Linked DNA regions of Homo sapiens: region 2 is linked to region 1. The links are chromatin contacts, found by Hi-C or POLR2A ChIA-PET in ENCODE. All regions are on one chromosome and are shown on one strand. Each heading gives the region's core, a stretch centred on a gene start or an enhancer-like site at or near the end of the contact. The rest is flanking DNA. Distances are from core to core; before and after follow the strand shown. Region 1 overlaps TRPM1 (transient receptor potential cation channel subfamily M member 1). Region 2 has its middle 35 kb from the start of LINC03034.

Evidence for each region. Hi-C counts contacts between places; a loop is a spot of excess contacts on that map. ChIA-PET counts read pairs that join two places held with the same protein, here RNA polymerase II (POLR2A). Pooled maps may share reads with other maps.
Region 2: a loop to region 1 is called in a pooled map, with 2.6 times the contacts of the local background. The contact joins two enhancer-like sites. A Hi-C loop is called at or near these places in 4 of 37 single-sample maps with no recorded cell type and 4 of 50 pooled maps. POLR2A ChIA-PET finds 5 or more read pairs at or near these places in 1 of 52 experiments (activated CD4-positive, alpha-beta T cell).

Annotation. Positions count from the first base shown.
Region 1 is chr15:31,012,306-31,015,362 of GRCh38, reverse strand. All of the region lies in intron 27 of TRPM1 (transient receptor potential cation channel subfamily M member 1), which reads left to right. Among named protein-coding and RNA genes, the nearest start is that of TRPM1-AS1, 13 kb to the left of the region's middle. Within about 2 kb of position 1,347, at least 6 of the 41 ENCODE cell types and tissues checked have a DNase peak (open chromatin) inside an H3K27ac peak, as active enhancers do.
Region 2 is chr15:31,264,603-31,267,481 of GRCh38, reverse strand. No RefSeq gene overlaps it. Among named protein-coding and RNA genes, the nearest start is that of LINC03034, 35 kb to the right of the region's middle. Within about 2 kb of position 1,366, at least 18 of the 41 ENCODE cell types and tissues checked have a DNase peak (open chromatin) inside an H3K27ac peak, as active enhancers do.

The sequences.
Region 1 (3,057 bases), core at 98-2,597:
TCGGCTCACTGCAGCCTCCGCCTCCCAGGTTCAAGCAATTCTCCTGCCTCAGCCCCCAAGTGGCTGGGATTACAGGCGCATGCCACCGTGCCCAGCTAATTTATTATTTTTATTTTTTAGTAGAGATGGGGTTTTGCCACGTTGTTCAGACTGGTCTGGAACTCCTGACCTCAGGTGATCCACCTGCCTCTGCCTCCCAAATGCTGGGATTACAGGCGTGAGCCACCGTGCCCAGCCAAGGTTATATATCTTTTAATATTAAATGAAATTATTCTTTGACCTCATCTCATCTGCTTATAATCTCATCTGTTTATTCCAAGAGTACCTTTTTCCCTTTCTATTGTCCCATAGCCCCACCCCCACCCCCTGCCTCAAGTCAGGTGCAGGAAATCCAGTGGTCTGGTGAAGTCCCTACCCACTGCATCAAAATTCAAGAGGGTGAAGTCAATCGTTGCTCTTTGCTTTGATTTGAGCCCCAGCTTTCTGGTTGGAGGATAGAAAACGGAAACTCTGAGGAACTGGAGATATCAGGGAGATAGTGAGAGGGGGAACTTGGAAAAGTAATGCCATAAAGTTATGAACTCCAGAGCTCACCTGCAGACTGTGTCTGTCAGGGGTGGAGGAGTCTGCTCCTTATTCACATACCAAAGGCATTGAATGGGGTGACATGAACAAAAGCAGGTAGAGTAAGGAACTCTGGAATTCTGCCCCACCATAAAAGCAACAACAAAGTTGGCAAAAACTGTCAGAGTCTATATCTTGTGGCACTCTGGAAATTAAGCAATGGCTTATTAAGCAACCTAGGGCATTCTTATTTAAACAAAATGGCTGGATCTTGATAAGAAAAGTGAGCTTTGTGACATTTTAACTTAGCCCTGTCCTATCCTCTGCTCTCCAGTTGAGTAGTCACCTTGAAAACAACAACCTGCATTCCTAGTACCAGTAGGAGCAGAAAGAATCTCATATGCAAAGAATTATAATTACTTGTTTTGTAATTACAGGGCAGCTCCTTGAAAGCCTAGCTGAAAGGTTCGTCTGTATTTCACCTGAGTTGGAACAGGCCCAGTACTAAAGCTTCTAGTTAGAAGGGGTGGAGGAAGGGTTGTCAAAAACATTTACAGGCAAAGGGTTTAGTGCTTGCTCCCTGAGGTGACGGATGACAGCTGGGGCAAACAATAGACTAACCAAAAAACTAGGGAGAAAAACTGATGTCCATAAGAGCTTTGAAAAGCTCTAACACATTCCTGGGAATTTAGAAAGCTATGTGCATGCATAGGGCTGTGTGTATACTCAGGAAGACCTGAGAAGGCTATAAGCTCATTTCTGGCTGACTTGATCTTGAGGCTCTGTGCAAGCAGGAAGTGAAAGCTAAAGCAAAGATGTAAACTGCCTGAGTGTTGAAGATGTGCCCCTATATACACATACAGCTTCTCAGAAAAGACTAGAAGATTTTGTTGTTTTTGTTCCACACATTTAAGGAAATCTCTAAGTATTAACTGACCACTAAGCTAATAAAATACAAACTTCAGTGGCCACACAACATAAAGAATATAGACTTTACAATATTATTTCAGAAAAATCACTAAGCAAACAACAACTACAAAAATCACTAAACAAACAACAAACAACAACTACACTAAACAAACAACAACTACACTAAGCAATAACAACAAGCCTGAGAGGGGAGAGAATCTGATTTCTAGAATTGCCACATTATAATACTCAACATGTCCACTTTTAAATAAAAATGACAAAACATGCAAAGAAATAAGAAACTATGGTCCACACACAGGAAAAAGGACAATCTTAAAAACCATCCCTTAGGAATCCTGGATATTAGATGTTTTAGCAAAGAGTTTAACTCAACTATTTTAGCTATTTTAAATATATTTAAAGACCTAAAGGAAATCATCTCTAAAGAACTAAAGGAAAGTATGAGAAGGATTTTTCACCAAATAAGGGACTATCAATAAAGAGGTGGAAATTATATCAAGTAGTAGACGAGGTCTCAAAAAAAAAGAGGTAGAAATTATATATATTTTTAAAAAAATAGGTCAGGCACAGTGACTCATGCCTGTAATCCCAGAGCTTTGGGAGACCAAGGAGGGAGGATTGCTTGAAGCCAGGAGTTCAAGACCAGCCTGGGCAACAGAGCAAGACACCATCTACATAAAATCATTTTTAAAACTGGACAGGCATGGTGGTGCATATCATGGCAACTGGCAGAGCATGGTGGTGCCGGTAGTCCTAGCTACTTGGGAGGCTGAGGTGGGAGGATTGCTTGAGCCCAGGAATTCAAGGCTGCAGTGAGCTGTGATCTTGCCACTGCATTCCAGCCTGGACAATAGAGCAAGACAGTGTCAAAAAAAAAAAAGAAAAAAAAAAAGAAAAAGAAAGAAATGAAGGAAGGGAAGGAAATTCTGACATTGGAAAGTACAATAACTGAAATGAAAAATTCACTCTAGAGGCCCAATAGCACATTTGAGCAGGTAGATTAAAGAATCAGCAAACTGGAAGATAAATCAGTTAAAAATTACCCAGTCTAAGGAACAGGGGGAGGAAATGAAGAGAAATTGAACAGTCTGAAACCTGTAGAACACCATCCAGCAGAACAACATAGGCATCATGAGAGTTATAGAAAGAGAGAAGGGAAACTGGCAGAAACAATATTTAAAGAAATAATGGCCAAAATTTTACAAATTTAATGAAAGATACGAATCTACATATCCAAGAAGCTCAATGAACTCCAAGTAGGATAAACTCAAGGAGATCCATACCAATTAACGTTATAGTCAAACTGTTAAAAGCCAAAGGAAAAGAATCTTGAAAGCAGCAAGAGAGAAGCAACTCATCACATGGAAAGGATGCTTAATTAGATTAAAAAAGCTGACCTCTCATCAGAAGCCAGGAAGACCAGAAGACCTTGGGATGACATAGTCAATGTGCTGAAAGCAAAACAATGTCCACTAAAAATTATATATGCAGCAAAACTATCCTTTAAAAATGAAGGATAAATTAAGATATTCCCAGATAACCAAGAACTGAGAGAATTCATTA
Region 2 (2,879 bases), core at 117-2,616, 250 kb before region 1:
GGACAGGAGGAGCCCTTGGGGCTGGGGCTTTGCTGGGAGGCACCTGGCTCCTGCCCCACTGATGGCTGGGGTTCACTTCCTGGCCCTGCCATGGAGGCTGGGCCCTAAGCATGCCTCTAGCCCCCAACTCAGTCTCCAACCCATGAGTGGCCCCAAGTCCCCAGAACTTTGCCTTCTGAGGAGAACTGGCAGATCTGAGACTGGGCTGCGGGTGGGAGCGGGCAGGCCTGATCAGAGCACCTTCTGGAAGGTGGGGAGTCAGAGCAGGGCTTCCGGTCAGTAGCCCCGGCCCTAGACGCCCTTGGGGGACCTGTGCATAAAGGATAAAGAATGGTGGACTCCAGCCTGAGCTGCAAACTCGTGACATGCACCTCTTCGGGCTGAGAGCAGCTCCTTTTCAGCCCTCCTGATTTCTGGAGCCACCTTTGCAGCGGCCTCTGCCCTGCCATCTGCCTTGGCACATCACTGTATTCACCTCACTGCCCAGTTCTGCTCTGACGCCTGAGGGAGCTGCTCGGAGCAGGTCCCAGTGTACCCTGAGATCCCTTCGGCAATATAGCAGTGTCCCACGACTGGAGGGGGAGGGGGCAGGGCGTGAGGGAGCATGCAAGGTCCCGGACAGGGACTCGCTGCTTCTCCAGCCCCAGCTCTGAACAAGTGGGGACCCCAGCGCAGGTGTGAGACTCAGTCAGGGCTGCTCAGAGAGTGGAACTAACCCACTCAATGACAAAGAAACGAGGCCCCACTGTCCCTAAACAAACGCCACTCGTCCTCTGGCAGAGGGGTATCTTTTGGGGATTTGAACATGATCCCACCCTTCTTTTTCTTGCCTTTAACACAAACCACACAACAGCTGCACCCGCCTTGCAGACAGCAGGATCTGGGTTGAGCCCTCAGGCCCAGCTGCAGCGACATTGCGTGTTTTTGTCTTTTTGTGGTTTCTCCCTGGGGTTAGGCAATGTTTCGTTTCTCAGCACAACGACCCACTGAGCAGGCCTCTCTCCGCGGTGTCAACAGTGTCATCAGTGGAGGGGGCTGGGGCGGGGCGGGGGGGGGGTTCTGCGCTGTGCCTGCCTCTGGACTCCTTCCCAGCAGATTAACTCATTAGGAAGCCCCAGTGTTCCCCAGAGGTGCTGGGTGGAGGGGGACGCTGGCCGAGGGGTGTTCTAGTGAGATTAGGATATAGCCAATGCCTAAGGCGGTGTGCACTGCTCTGGGATAGGGGCCACGTTTATCACCAGTCGCCCGGCACTGGCATCTCAACTAAGAAGGCCCCAGGCTCTGAACCAGCAGCCCCTCTGACAGCTGGGCCAGACTAAGCTGGGGCCCCATGATGTCCCGGCTTCCTGGAAGTCAGCCCCATCCCAGTTTCTCTTCTGTCTCACCCTCTGCGTCCCCAGCTGACCCCGTGGCCTCCTCTGAGGGCTACCCAGGGAGTCCCTGCAGGTGCCAGGTGTTTACCACATGTCGCCTCACTTCCAAGATGCAAGGGGTCACTAGAGGGCAACAGCAAGGCTGTAACGTGGGGCTGGAGCCCCAGCCTGGTGACTGCAAGACCACCCGGCTCTCTCCTTGCACCATCAAGGCACATCAAAGGGCTGCCTTCACACCTGTGTGCTCGGCCAACCCATGCAGACTCCTGCACCCGGGTGTCGATGCCCCCTCAGCCTAAAAAGAGACTCCTGACCCTGGGGCTTGGGGCCTTCCCAGGGACTCCCCAGAGCTTCTGCCTAGACAGGCCACCCCATGCCAGACTCCAGGTCCCTGATCCTCCTGCCCCCCCACCAGACCCTGCCCTGTTTGGTGGCAGCCACAAGAGCTCTCACTGTGGAGAACCCTCCAATATCCTAATATCCCGCCCACTCCTGAGTGCTGTTCGGCGGCTGCGGTCAAAGTCCATTTCGACAGCCCCGTTCACTCTCCTAGCCTAGCTCACAGCTTGGGTGGCCTGAGACCCTAAACAAGGTCGGCTGGGAAAATCTATTGCTTCCCTGATATCAGCAATGCCGCAGCAGGCAAGGCCTTTGCCTTCCTCACCCCTTGCTGGCGGCCCAGTGTCTAGAGCACCACACCAGGAGGGAGGCCCCCCGGAAGGCCCTCGAATAGCAGAGCTGAACGTGCACAGCTGCCTGCCCCAGACCTCTCTCTGTGGCAGAAAACGAGCTGCTGCCCTAAGCCTCTGGGGTGGGCCCCTGTCCCTTGTAGCCAGACATTTTTCTAGCTGCTGCCCCAATGGACCCTGCAGACCGGGGGCCCTAGGACCACCGAGTGCAGAGGTGGGGGCGGGTGCCCTCTGCCCCCTCCACTCCCTGGAGCCCAGCAGTCTGGGCAGTGGGGTTACCCCCTAAGGGATGCCACAGCCCACCAGCTCCCCACAGAGGCGGCGTCCTGAAGCCCCTCTGTCACCGTCTCTTAGTTGTCCTTTCTGGCTCAGAGCATGCACAGGGAAAGGCAGGAGGCAGGGACAGGTCTGCAGGTGAGAACCACTGGAATGGACTCTGCCTGGGGATTATTTGTGGCCAGTCCTGGTGAAGGTGCTTCCTGAAATGCCTTCTCTCTGTGCCCCTTTGATACTCCCTACTCCCCTATCTCCCACAGTGGGGCCTTTCCTCCCGGCAGCCCCCTCCCAGTGCTTAGTCCAGGGTGGGGAGATGGGGATCATGGGAGGTGCTGGGGAGGTACGGTTCATGTGAGGCCTGGGGACCTTTGTATGGGGTCCCTAAAGCTGCTCCACTCCTTCCCTAGGGTCCCCAAGCCCAGGACCTCACAGTCGCCCCTGCCCCCTGCCCCTCATCCCCCTCCTTCTCAAAGCCAAAAGGTTCTGCGTGCTGCTCTCCAGGGCTCCTCCTCTGGATCCTAAGCCCATAGCTGAGTTTAGG